Regions from separate parts of the Mus musculus genome. Here region 2 is linked to region 1. The links are chromatin contacts, found by POLR2A ChIA-PET in ENCODE. All regions are on one chromosome and are shown on one strand. The core of a region is the stretch at or near the end of the contact, and the rest is flanking DNA. Distances in the headings are between cores, read along the strand shown.

Region 1 (7,308 bases), core at 1,196-3,695:
ATTGATGAAAACCGTGCACTGCTGGGAGAGACTGGACCGCCAACACACTGAACTAATGCATCACGCAGAGAAGCAATGGTGGACGGCCCTCTGCTCAGAGCTCTGAGTAACACTGAGGGTGTCAAAGCCCCATCTTGATGCCTGGTGCTTTAGTGAGAAGGGACAAGAGGAGCTGAATAAGGAGGCTGACCTTAGAGATTTCTCACAGGGTATGACTGCTTGGTAATTCCCATGCTGGGTTTCAAGAGAGGGAATAAGGGGGCTGGAGAGATGGCTCAGCGGTTAAGAGTGCCAACTGCTCTTCTGAAGGTTGTGAGTTCAAATCCCAGCAACCACATGGTGGCTCACAACCATCTGTAATGAGATCTGATGCCCTCTTCTGGGGTGTCTGAAGACAGCTACAGTGTACTTACATATAATAAATAAATAAATCCTTAAAAGAGAGAGAGAGAGAGAGAGAGAGAGAGAGAGAGAGAGAGAGAGAGAGAGAGAGAATAGGGCCTCAGGGCCAGTCCCAGCAGATATAGCTCCAAAAGTCAGGGCTTGAGCAGATAGGAGCCTGAGGGAGGCCAAGGGCCATGAGGGGTGAGCAGATAGGAGCCTGAGGGAGGCCAAGGGCCGTGAGGGGATACATTAGGGATGGAGATGTATAAGGAACTGCATTTTATCACTAGAGAGTATTCAGTGATCTGGCTTTGGTTTACCAGTTAAGGACTGGTTTACTGGGGCTCAGAGAAGGCTGGCTTTAATAGCGGAACTAAAGATATAATAATGTTGAGAGCACTTCCTAATCTCCATCTGGACCCACCCACACAGAGGCCCCAGGCTGTGTGTACCTGGTGCAGGTAGCCACACACATAGCATTGGCTTCTCCTATGTCCGGACACTGAACAGCCTCGTCAAACCAGGAAGCAAACTGCTTCATGGGATCCAGAGAGGTCAGATGAGTCTCCTCGAATGCCTAGAAAGAGAGGTTGATGTCAGCGAATGAACAATGTTTACTCTGTGCCTGGCAATGGGCTGAGATGTTTTTCAAATGTAAATGCATTTAGCCATCATAATGATGACCATGAGAGAAAGAAAAAAACACCAACCAAACAAAACACTACTCAGGAAGTAGGTTCTATGTCCATTTACAGATGGTGAAACAGGCATAAAACGGCCCAGTAAGTCCCTGAGTCTCCTAAGGAGGAAGGGATGAACCAGGGCTGGAGTGTGCTGAAGTTCCTGTGGGTCACCTCATTCTTTTTCATGAAGTAGTTCTAAGGTTTCACAAGAGCCTACATCTCAGTCAAGCACTCCTGCAGATGTTCACGGATAAGCACACTTGGCCACTGTAGCTCTGGATCCCAATCCCAGAACTGATCTCTTGGTCCCTGACCTGAGTGGGGAGAAGATCATGATGAGGGAGGTTAAAACGAAGAGCTTCCAGGTTAGCCTTGAACTCACTGTGTAGCCGGACCCTGAACTCTGGATCCACTGTGCCTAGTTCATTTGGTGCCAAAGGTGGAACCCAGAACCCTCATACACACCAGGCAAGACTCCACAACACTCAGCTACAAGCCCAGCTTCCGCTCCTTTATAAATTTATATCACGTTTATGACTGTTTTAAGCATTTTACAAATGCCTAAATATAGACTGGTAAAGACATCTACCACGAAACCTGACAACCTGAGTTCATTCCTGGTGACCTACGACATGGTGGGAAAAAAAAAAAAACAAAAACAAAAACCAAAAAACTCCTGAAAGTTGTCGCCTGTCATACATGTATAAACACATGTACACTCTAAATGTATAAAAATGTAAAAAATGAGAAAACCCCCAAACCCACAGCATCCTTGTGAAGTAGGTATCACCACTTTACAGGTGGATAAACTGAGGCCCAAAGAGCATAAATTGTCCACAGCGAGACAGTCAGAAAAGGGCTGGGTTCCAACACAGGTGGGTTCTGATGTCAAGGGGTCTATGAGTACACGTTAATCCACGGTTCCCCTGAGGCCCTCCCCAGTAGCTGTCTCTGAAACCCTCTTCTCCCATCAGGGTGACCCCTAAATCCCGTTGCCTTGTAAGTGGCCCCTGAAAGCACAAGGCGCTCCTCCAACCCTTTGCTAATTTAGGGACACCCCCTTTCCGTGTCCCGGCGGCAGCGGCAGCACCTCTCGATCCCCGCGGTAACTCTTGCGCATTGGTCCCAGGTCCATGACTGCACCCCGACAGCACAGGTGACGGAGGTAGCCCGTCCACTTCGCAGGTCTCCTGAACGTCACAGTGACGCTCAGCAGCCCGCACGTCATGTAAGCAGTCGGCCACGTGACCCAGCGTCGCCTGGCCCTGGGTTCGGAACCAATTGCTCAGCCTGTGTGTCTAGCCTGGGAAGGAAGAATTTACTAGAGCCCCAGACAAGCTAGTAAGTCCTAAGTTCTCGGAACCAAGGTGCCTAGGATCAACCAATAGCTGTCCAGGACCAGAGCAGGGATCCATACCTGGAGAGCTTATTGGTTTGAGTTACCTGGAGCGAGACCAATTAGAGCGGGAATGAAGGAACCCAGCAGCCAATGGGCAGCGCCTCCAGGGGCGGGAGCAGAGAGACAAGGAAATGCTGTCACCGCCGTTTAAGAAGCACGTGGAGGTTTGTTAAAGGTATAGGGACAGCAGCCAAGGCGAGGGCGGGGCGAAGTCTCGGGGCTGGAGAGGAGAGGTCCGCAGTAAGTGGCCGGCCAGTGGCGGGCTACTGAAGAAGAACGTAGGGCAGGGATCCCCTCCTGGCGCAGCGGAGGTTGGAAGACTGGGCAAGAAAACATGGTTTGGGGGCCGGACTCGGAAGCAAAGGTGTTAGGGACACAGGGAGAGACTGAGGGAGAAGATTGTGGCTTGAGAGTAAGGAGAGACTGAAACTGCCTTGTAAACCGCAGGGCAGGTGCTGAGGGTCGTGGTGGTGGGCTGATACTCTGGGGACTGGGGAAGCACTCTGGGGTCAGGAAGGAGACTCTGAGGCGAGAAGGGAGTCAGCTGAATAGAAAGAAGACAGAAATTGGAATCAGGCTACCCCAGAGCAGAATGGTCTTCCCTTCTAACTTGTAACCCTTTCCTAAGGGTTGGGCTGGGCTCAGGGCATCCTATACCCAATGCAGTGGAGTTACTACTAGCCACTGCTCTAACAGATGGAAGGGCTGTCCCTTTCCTAAACCTCTTTCAACTTGGTTATTTCCTCCTTTTCATATTTCTTCTTGTTGTTGTTGCTGTTTTTATTTCTTTGTTGTTCCTTTCTAGGTAGTGGGAGGCATAGTTTTTGGCAATAGCCAGCCAAGGATACAGGGAACAGGTGCGGCGCCTGCACGCTGACTTCACGTGGTGGATGTCTGGCTGAGAGAGAAGTAGGAAATCCTCACAACGCTTCTTCCAGCTTTGATCTGCCTGGGGCAGCCCGTGGTGGAAGATGACTCTGTAGCCCTGGTGTCTACCAGTATCCGGAGTGGGAGCCCCAAGAGCCATGTAGACAGGCACCCAGCACTGTGCCAGGTAAGAGACCTTCTTGGCCTGCCTTGGTGTCTGCAGTGGGAACTCATTATCCTCTGTCTACAGCTTGAGCCAGCGCAATCTGCTGCACAGAAGCAAGAGGAAGGAAGCTTGCTGAGAAAAGTGGTGCATGCCTGCCGGTTGTCTCAGCACTTAGACTAAGGCCAGCCTTGGCTACATAGTAAACGTGAGGCTAGCCTAGAATTTTTGGTGCATTGTCGTTTTCTCCCATGAGCAGGATGGGGAGAGTCGTCTGGCTCTTGCAGTGGACTGTAGTAGTTAGTCATCAGCATCCCTTATAAGGTCCACTCTCTTTTTCTATTCCCGGGGCTGCTCTTTCTTTGGAGCAAGAGCTTCCTAGGTACTGAGACTTCCAAGACAGGATCATGAGCTGGGTGTGGCGCCACACAGCTGGGACTCCAGCCCTTGGGAGGCAGAGGGAAAGGATCATGGGATTAATACCAGCTGCACAGCCTTAAAAAGGAAAAACAAACAAACAAACAAAAAAACGAAAAACCAACCAACCAACCAAAACAAAACAAAACAAAAAAACCTCCAAAACCAAAAAACAAAACCACACAACAACCATGAGATGTGTATTTATATAGCCTATCCATTCAATAAACATTTACCAGAGACTGCCTTTAGGCTAGGCATTGAGCCAGGTCTTACAGTACCAAAGTGAAGGCCATAGCATGATTCCTGGCCACACTGGCAGGTCTGTGAGCCAGAGAGAGTCGCAGGTGGTTAGCATGGTCCTGTTAGGCAAAGGAAAACTGAACCGAAGGGGGCCAATCAGTGCAGAAAGGCTTCCTTGTGGGAGCCGACTGGAGATGGTCGGTCTTAAACATTTTTTTATCTTATATAAATGAGTACACTGTCGCTGTCTTCAGACACAGCAGAAGAGGGTATTGGATCCCTGTTACAAACGGTTGTGAGCCACCATGTGGTTGCTGGGAATTGAACTCAGGACCTCTGGAAGAGCAGGCAGTGCTCTTAACCCCTGAGCCATCTCTCCAGCCCTTGAAGATTGTCTTAAAGGGTATTTGCCAGATGGGCAGTGGAACAGGTGTTTAGGAAGAGGGAAGGTGGCCAGTAACAGCTGATGCATCTGGGCCCTTGGAGCGGTGAGATGCTGCTGAAGCCAAGTAGCTAGAAATCGATGAGATGCTCAAACAGCAACCTGATGCACCTGCCCCACCCCTGAAGGTAGTGAGGGCCCATCTTTTAGACACAGTGTTTCCAATTCTTTATATTGTGACATTGTGTAGCTACAAATCTACATTCCTGGTGGGTGTTTCTGTTTGTTTAAGACCTTGGGGGGGGGGGGGAGTGGCAGGTGTGGTGGAATGTGTCTGCTAGTCAGCTACCTAAGAGGCTGAGGCAGGAGGATTATGAGTTTGAGGCCAGCCTGGGCAGCTGAGCAAGAATTTATCTCCAAAGAAAGGCTTTATTAAGGGCTGGGGGTGGGGTGGGGGGGGTGGCCCAGTGGCAGAGCGCTGGCATCCCGTGCACCAGGCACTGGACTCCAGCCGCAGCTCCATAGAAACTAAGCCAAACCAGATGGGGAAGGAAAAAGAGCCGGAGTCCAACTGCCGCTCTCTTCCCAGGCAACAGTCTAGGGAAGTTTGCTGTTGACTCCTTCTCTGTATTTTCCTTTTGTCTGGAAGTTAACAAGTAGGCTTGTGTTTTGCTTTTCTGCTAAGTGGGATTTGGTGGCTAAACCACAAAGCGAGCCTTCCATGCATAAGGACCGAGCCCTGGAGACACTTCGCTTCCTTTTGTTGTTTTTCCGAACTGGCTCTGCATTTTCTTCCTGGGGCTTCGTTCGCCATCCTCCGACTTTGTAGTAGTGTTCTTTTCTGGAGACAGGCCCAACTCAGTAAGCAGTGTCTTGCACAATGGCATTTCACAGAGCTACACCGCTTTCTCGCTTTCTCGCTTTCTCGGGATGAAACAGAGAAGTTCAGGGTTCAGGGGCTATGTCTTTTGTCTTAACTGTTTGTTTCTAAAGTTTTCTTTCTTTTTTTCCTTTCTTTTTTTGTTTCTTTTTTCTTTTTCTTTTTATTTATTTATTTATTTATTTTTTTATACAGGACCATTTATTTCCATGTAGCTCTGCCTTTTCTGGAACTTGCTGTGTAGACCAAGTTGACCATAAACTCACAGACATCCCCCTGCCTCTGCCTCCTTAGTACTGAGATTACAGTCATGCACCACCATGCCGGGCACACACATCTATCTATCTATCTATCTATCTATCTATCTATCTATCTATCTATTTTTGGCTTTTTGAGACAGGGATGCTCTGTGTAGCCTTGGCTGTCCTAGAACTCACAGAGATCCACCTGCCTCTGCCTCCACACTCTGGTGACCCAGTGGATGACAAGGGAGGGAGGGTGAGGCTAGTGGCCAGAAGCTGCTGGGGATAGCTATAGTGTTGTCCAAGTGGAAGCTGGGGGCGGGGGCGGGGGTGTGGCTAATGTATAAGTATTGAGAGGGACTATAGGGAGAGAGCGGCTCACCGGGACTGACTTTAGGCTGGCTGGCTGCTGCTACTTACCAGTTGAAGAAATTTTGGGAAAAGATGAATTCATTAACTGTTGAAGTTTTATGGGACACCCATGTTTGGTTGGGCTGGAAAGTGGAAGTTGGAATCTGAGGGAAAGCCTTCGGCTGGTGATACCAGTTCGTGTCATGAGCTTCCAAAATGGCGCTTGAAGCCATGGATGTTGAGGTTCTATGAGAGGAGTGGCTTGGAATTGGGGAGGGAGGATGTTGAGGAGGCCAAGGTGGTAATGATACTGGTGTGATACACCCTCCTGCTTTCCAGGAGGGTGCCGGATGAGGCTGTGTGTCTGAGCAATGACGTAGACTGGGACTCTAAAGATTCAGGAAGCCTTGGCCTTAGTGAATTCAGCTTAGAGAGACAAGTCCCATGACAGGATGAAGGTTGACTTCCTGCTGGCAGGTGGCTGCTCCCCTTTCCCGGCCCCATAGCTTATCAGGGCCCCTAGTTTCAGGCCTTGCTAGGGTGGGACTTGGGAAGGCCAGACCTTATCAGTGTCCTCCCTTGTGGGGCTTTGTGGTTAAGCCCTTCCTGATAGACCTAGATAGCTTCCCAGACTTGGTCTGTGGTGTCCATTCAATGTGGCCGGTATTATCCATGAGCCTGGGAGCTTCTCTGAGGTGGGCTGAGGAGATGACACTCGTCTTACTTTCTGTGGCTCAGTCTCAAAATCCTAGCCAGCAAGCATGCTCAGGAAGGGCTCATCTGTAATGACTAAAGTCATGTCTGGGTTTAGTGGGAGACACCGTCCGTCTGTCTCAAGGGAATAAGGTGGAGAGCAATAGAAGTGGAACCTGACGTCCTCTGACCTCTGAGTGCAACTGCCACCTCCTGTGACTGCTACAGTTCCTTTAATGATGTCACCTTGACCCCAAAGATTTCACGCAAGGGTTAGAGGGATAGCTAGGTAGCCGAAGGCACTTACCTCTAAGCCTAACAAACTGAGTTCAGTCTCCAGGACCCATGTGATAGGAGAACAGACTAATGCCTATGTCCTCTAGCTTCCATACGCCCCAGGGCATGTGGACACAAACACACACACACACACACACACATACACACACTTTGGTCACCTCACACATAGTCTCAGACCTGAGGTGAGATCACCACAATCTCTATTCCATTGACCAAGAATTTTGCAAGTAGCTGGCTTCATGCAAAGTAAACAGGGGTGTGGGGTGGGGGTGGGAGTGGGGTGGATAAAGGCAGGTGGTGGCTAGTG
Region 2 (6,971 bases), core at 1,015-3,514, 34 kb after region 1:
CTCCCTCCCTCCCTGTGTGTATGTGTCTTTGTGTACAAAAGTATTGAAGTTGTTTCTTTCCTTCCAGGTGAGACACAAGGCCTCAGGTAATCAGACTTGGCAACAAGTGTCTTTACCCACTGGGCCTTCTCAGTGATCCTGGCCCAATGTTTAAATCAAATCTAAGTAGAGGTCATCTATGTAGTATCAGCAGGGATGTCAAACTCTTCCCCTCAGAGCAGCTGGGTGCCCAGGGGAAGATCCGGTTATGGACAAATCCTAGTTAGTTTTCTTTGGCAAAGAGCCTGTGTCTTTAGCAGCCTAGCTTGCGGAGCTCACAATGGTGTCAGAGCAGCTTATTTTTCCCAATGGCTGTTGATTTTACTCAAAGAGGCAAGTAGGAGGACTGGAACTAGACAGCTCATCCGTCACTTCAGCCAAAGATAACTCATGGTCACTGGTATTGATTGACGTCTGCCTGGTCACTAGAAACCAAGCAAATTGGTACACACCCATAACCTCGGCACTTGGGAGGCTGAGGCTGGAGCATAGAGATCTCAAGTTCAAGGCCTACACAGATCACAGGACAAACACACGCCAGCCAGGGCTTCACAGCAAGACCAGGCTCCAACACCCTACCACCTAAATAAGAAACCACTGCAACACTGACATAAGCCCTATTGGGAGGTTCTGAGATCCGCGCTGTTCATTGTCCTTAAGAATTTAAAAGAAAACAAGACACTGCAGTTATACTCATCGCTACAGACAATGGACTTCTTTGTGTCAATAATGGAAAATGCTACTGTGTGGTCTGGGCTCTTGTCATCCCCTGTGCCAGTTCACTGTGAGCTGGCTCACCCTAACCTTTCTAGCCCTCCAAGACAGCTCAGCCGTAGAGGTGCTTGTCCAACATTTGTGGATTCAACCTTCATCACCACAGGGGGGTGGGGGGGGGGTGTCTCAACTCAGGGTTTTGTCCTCTGTAATGCCAAGGGCCTTCTAGGGCACAGCATGGAACAGCTGTAGCCTGTTCCTGCCAGTACACACTGAAAAGTTAATCGCCTTTCTACAATGAAATCTGTATAAAGGGGACCCTTGGGCCAATTCCTGGCTCACAGACCACTGGCTATGGTCTGCCTCTCTCCTCGTTGACAGGCCTCTACAGGCCCAAACTTTTATTTTGATATGTAATAATCCTGTAACCTCCTAAAAATGGGGAAAGTTCAGGAGAAAAAACCAAACAGAGTCCCCCTGGATCATGTTAGTTATGAAACGATTAAACATGACAGGCTATTAGAATCAAAACCAAGGAATGTAGAGAGGACAGGTTTCTCAGTCGCCCAGCGCAAAAGACAGTTCCTTTTCTACTAAAACTAGAATAAGGCACTGGGAAAGAAACCTAAGAAGGAAGGGAAGATTCTGAGCACCCTTAAGCCAGCAACGCGGATGAAGAAAAGCATCTATTTTATTTCTTAGGTCATCTGTTACGAGCGATAGCGCCTACGCTTTTTTGGAATTCCAGTGCATTTTTGCCCAACCCCCCCACCCCCCGCAAGGGGCATCGGGCCATAGCCTGGGAGCTCTGTCCACAAGTTCTCCAAACTTCTAAAATTCCAAGAGCTTGCAGATACTAGCCGCAGGCTCAAGGATCCAGGTATAAACATTAAAAGTCGGTTTTTCGTTCAGCAGTCATCTGCCTAGGGCGTTCCCTCCAATCCTGCCACCCTCTGGGACTGCGGTGGCCCGGCCAGCAGGCTGCAGTTCAGACCAGCAGGGCCCATCTGACTGGCACCACCTGGGTCCCAAGCCTGGGCTGCCCACAGGACGAGCCCGAGGGGGCGTCGGCCGCCTGCGTGGAGCAAACTCGGGCGCAGGCTGAAGGCCCGGCGCGACCCAAGCTGAGGGGGCGAAGGGGGTTATCAGGCTCGCCCTGCTGCCCCCGCCGCCTGCCAGCCCCGGAAGCGCCGCCCTCCCGCCCGGGGCTCCGAGGGGCGGGGAGTCTAACGCCCCCTTCCGGGTGCCTCCGCCCGGCCGGCCAGCCGCGCTCCTCCTCCGGGCGGGAATCCTTCCTCCCCCGCCCCTCCCGTAGCCGGGCCCCGGCGCCAGTCCCAGTCCCAGGGGGGCACCCCCGGTTCCGGCCTCCCCTCCCCGAGGCCTCTGTCCGTCTTCCCGACCCTTGAGGGCCGGGAAGACGCCGCCGGCAGACGCCAGGACCCACCGCTCATTACGACATCTTCCTCCCTGGCCTCCGCCGCCTCCGCCGCCACCGAGAGCCTGACACCGCCCGCCTAGCACCCGCCAATCCCGGAGCCCGCCACCGCCCGAGCGACGGCAGCTTTTACCAATGAACGCTTGGTACATTGGGGACCGACAGCATTTTCAACCAATCATTGGGAAGCATCTAGAGTGACGTTGGTCTGGCCAATAGAACTGTGAAGTGTCATTGATAGACGGTAGGAGTCGCCAACCGGAAATCAACGGGGGAATGAACGACGTATCCTTTAGCCAACTGGCGGGAGGCAAAGTCCCGCCTGCTAGGAGGTTGATGGACAGCAACAGGAAGCTGGGTGAGGAGGGGCTTAGCCGAGAAGTGTTTTTGTATTGGTCGTAATTGACCTTCCACCCACCTCTAACCCAGCAGATAAGTGATAGATCTGCCCTAAAGCCAATCAGAAGTGCTACTGTGAAATGCCCCGTAAAGAGCTTATACATCTCTCAATACAGTCTGGCATGGTGAGTCTCAAGTGTAGCTGTCGGATACGCGGTGCCCGGCCCCCAGTGAGCGCATCGCCTTCACCTCAGGCCCTCGCCCGCCATCCATCGCCTCTCGAGAGTCGACGACCTGGCAGGAGTTGGGTTACCTGGCACTTCCTAGAGGGAATTGTCATTATGTCATCTCAAGCCCCTGTTAATCTTCACCAATGTTTCGCAGAGCTTCCCTGATCCTCTCAGCTTCAGACAGGCGTGTTTGAGCCTTTATCAAAAGCAGATCCCTAGGGTCGTCCCTAGTTACATTTGCTATTTCCCGGGGGGCGGGGTGTGTGTGCCTAGAATCTGCATTTTAGCCTGCGCCTCAGGTGGGCAGAATTGCACGCTGGCATCCTAGCGACCCTGCTTGGTCTCTGCTTCATCTCCTCCTGTATGAGGGGCCGTGCTTGACAGGCACCACAGGTAGGTTTAGCTTTCTCTTCCAGGCCCTCTGCGAACGACTAACTTAGGCAAGCTGTACGTAGCACTCAGAGGGAATTCACGCTGGCTTGAGACCTGCGTGGGTAGGAAACCCCACACCCCATCTGCAGTGGACCCTTAGACTCTTGTTGAAGCCAGAGCACTCACACATCCACCTCATAGTACCACCCTTCCTGGTTGGTTTTGTTTTGTTGTTTTAACCCACAGTGAGAAAAAAATGTTTTACATCCAGTAAATTAACTTATAAGAACATGTAACAAAGCTTCCCAAATCAACATTTGAGAGACATTGATCGCAGGTAGATGAGACACATACATCCCTGCTGGGGTCTTATTTGCTGAGGATCAAGTCCCCAACACTAAGCATGAACTGTATAAACACTAAGCATGAACTGTATCGTCGAGCTGTTCCCCAGCTCTCATTACATTTTCTCTTCGCCTCTTCTATCTTCCTCCTCCTTCTTCCTGTCACTTCGAAGAAAAGGTTGCTGAGATAAAGTGATAACAAAATATAGAGCCAAGCTGGGTGGCAGTGGCCCAGGCCTTCAATCCCAGCAGCAGGGAGGCAGAGGCTGGCAGATCTCTGACTTTGAGTCCAGCCTGGTCTACAGTGAAAGTTCCAGGACAGCCAGGACTACACAGAGAAACCCTGTCTAAAACAAAAACCACACACACACACACACACACACACCACAAACCACAAACAAAAAAATAAATAAATAAACAATAAAGAGCCAAATGCTTAGAGTGTAGTAATTTGGAATTACCAGTCTACCTCTCTCTGGTTAGGTTTTGAAACACCAAACATCAGATGCTATCAGTTCTGGAGCTAGAATCCTTCACTTGGGGCTGGGAAGATGTCACTTGCTGTTCAAACACAAGAGGCCTGAGTTCAGAGCCCGTGTGAAAAGCTGGAGTTCAGCCTCTGTAACCCCACCTCTCACATGTGAGGTCAGGGCGGAGACCGGAGGATGGCTGGAGTCTGCCAGTGGCCAACCTAGCTCCAGGCTTTGTGAGACACAGCAACAGAGCAGGACCCAGTGTATGTCCTGCTCTGGCGTCCGTGTGCACATGTGTGCCCACGCACCGTTCCTTCATTGGGACTCTATGTCCTTTATAAAATCAAAGCTTTCTGCTTAAACTGGGTCCTTCACCCTTACACACACAAACACACACACACACACACACACACACACACACACACACACACGCACACATACCCTCCATGCTCTTGTCTTTCATGCCTTTCCCCACCTTTCTTTGCTTCCCTAGTCTTTTCTCTCAAGGAAAGGTGTCACAGTCCCTAAACACATAGGAGTTCCCTTTCTTCTTAGGTAAGCCTTTCCTTTGTCCTACAAAATCTGTTCTCTTCACTCCTGCCCAGTCAAGCTTCGCCTTGCTTGTGCTGGCTGCCCTGGTCTGTCACTGGCTTACATGAAGGACTCCCTTCTCCCACTCTTTCACTTCTGTTTGTTTCAGGGCTAGGGAATCAAGGCCAGGACCTCCCACATCGGAGGCAGTCTCTACCACTGAGCCCCATTCTCCCTCATGGCTGCCCTAAGGGACTGAGCTACAGTGGAAGAACTGGGCCTTCTATCCGAGATGATCAGGAAATGGATTCGGAGTTCAAGAATGACTTTGCATACTCCTACATCTGCATAAGACTTGTTTAGCCCATACATTCTGTTCCCAGGGCCAGTTTCCAGTTTGGCTTGCTTTGCTGTGTAGCCAAGGGCTCCGCCCGGATTCAGTGACTCAGGTACATTAGGGTGCAGGGGTTTTGGTGGGGAGGTGGGGCTGACTATCCTGCTGGGTGGAAACCTCTTCTAGGACAAAGCTGGAGGTAGCTAACTCTGTCCTTCCCAGAGGCCCTCTCATGAAGAACACATGAAAAGTGTGGGTGGGGGACAGTGAGAAAACCTAGGATTCACCAGTAGTAGTGATTGGGTGGTTAGTTGTTTTTAGGACAGGGTCTCAAATAGCCCAGGCTTGCCCAGAACTCATGATCTTCCTGCCTCTACCTCCCAAGTGCTAGGCTCTCAGGCATGGGCCACCAGACCCAACTGGTACCAATAGTTTTAAAATGAATGGTTCAGCCCTTTTAAAGCCTGTCAGTTTGTTTGTTTGTTTTTGGGTTTTGGCTATCTGGTTTTTTTTTTCGTTTCTCCAGGCAGGGTTTCTCTGTGTAGCCCTGTAGACTCACTCTGTACACCAAGCTGGTCTCATAGTCACAGAAATCCACCTGCCTCTGCCTTCTGAGTGCTGGGATTAAAGGGGTGTACGTTTGTTTTGTTTTTAGGTTATTAAAGGCACAGACAAAAACAGGGACCCTTTGTGTTTGCTTGTTTGCCCCTTGTACTGGGCATTGAATCTGGGGCCTCATGCTTGCTGAACCAGGGTCCACTGAACCACATTCCCTACCCTACCGATGAGTCTTTCAAGTTCATTCATAAGCCCCCTCAGACCACCGCACAACTGTTTTTTTCTCACAGGTCTCCATTTCCAAGAGACTAGGCAGCAGGTTCCACTATGCCTGATTCCTATACTGGGGATTGAACCCAGAGCCTCGTGCACAAAAAGCAAGTGCTCTAACCACATCAGAGTCCTGACTATACGTCAGACTCAGCAGTTCTGAAGTTGGGCTCCTGTCTCATCCCAGGATGTCAGTCCCTAGGATGGAGCCGAGCACCTATATGAAGAAGACCCTCAGGTAATCCATGTGTAAGCAAGGCAGATGTAAACAAAGCATTCCTTCACCAAAGGCCCTGAGCCAACCCACTCCTGCCTCTCCATCCCTGAAGAGCTCCTTGTTCCACCCTACCTGCAGTGGTGTTTGAAGAGCAAAGGTGGCTAGGCGGTTCCAGCTGTGTCTGCCCACATCACCCACGTCACAGCGCCATCTTGTCCCTGGTGGGTCTGGAAGCAAGTTCTGTCGGTGCTGCCTCCAGCTGCTTTGAGCCTCCTCCTAGTCCACGTTTCCACTCTGTCCCCATTTCTAGTGTGCAAAGTTACTCGTTCTCCACCACGTATGGTCCATGTTTACCTTGACCTCCACCGCGCGCCCTCCACTACCGGCACAGTGCCGCTGGCAGGCGCACAGCTGTTGGCGGTCCTTTGAGCACTTCTCACTCGGGCTCAGCTTGCTCCATGTCCGCTCTATTGCTTCCCTGGCTTCAGCTTCCTGTGAAGCCCTTCTGGGCTCTCCCTGCTTCCCAGCCCTCTCTGTTCTCTTCTGCATGTGGCTGCCCTTGTCTATCCAGAGTCCCCAAGGGTGCTGAGCACACTGAAGGAGACACACGGAGTCATGGTCTCTGTCCCCAGGAAGATATAGAAAGATCCACAAGGCTCAACATTGCTCTTGGTCTAGAAGCATGTCCTGACTGCCTTTGTCTAAGGGCAGGCAGCCTTGGCCTCCACACCGGGTCACACTCCCTCCTATGGCCCAAGTTTGACAGGCTAATTCTTCAAACCATTACAGCCCCCTCAGCCTTCTGAGGATGCTCACTTTTGCCTTAGGATCTCCCCATGGCCTCTGCCTCTTCCTTTTCCTCCTCTGGTTTTCTTTCTTCATTCTCTCTCCACCTATGGAGAAGACCCTCCCATACATCCCTGACGCCCTGATGCATAAACCCCGACAGTGGCTTGATGGGAAAACCCTTGGTTTGGGTGAACCATCCAGGAACGCCAAAGGTGGATTCCCTCGTATGTTCTAGCTCCCCACAGTGTGCATCCTGGTGCACACATACAGCCACCAACTGCCCGTGTTGCAAACCCAGGGATACCACTTCCGTCCCTTGCTGTGAC

The links. ChIA-PET counts read pairs that join two places held with the same protein, here RNA polymerase II (POLR2A).
Region 2: POLR2A ChIA-PET joins it to region 1 with 35 read pairs in Patski. The contact joins the promoter of Sp2 here to the promoter of Pnpo in region 1. POLR2A ChIA-PET finds 5 or more read pairs at or near these places in 4 of 5 experiments (Patski and embryonic stem cell).

What each region holds. Positions count from the first base shown.
Region 1 is chr11:96,941,574-96,948,881 of GRCm38, forward strand. Pnpo (pyridoxine 5'-phosphate oxidase) reads right to left here and starts at 2,446. Exons shown (of 7, transcript NM_134021.2): 1 at 2,158-2,446; 2 at 837-961. The coding sequence starts at 2,295. It overlaps D030028A08Rik (RIKEN cDNA D030028A08 gene), which reads left to right and starts at 2,573. Exons shown (of 6, transcript NR_003293.3): 1 at 2,573-2,641; 2 at 3,272-3,520.
Region 2 is chr11:96,975,424-96,982,394 of GRCm38, forward strand. Sp2 (Sp2 transcription factor) reads right to left here and starts at 2,265. Exons shown (of 7, transcript NM_001080964.2): 1 at 2,198-2,265. The coding sequence starts at 2,204.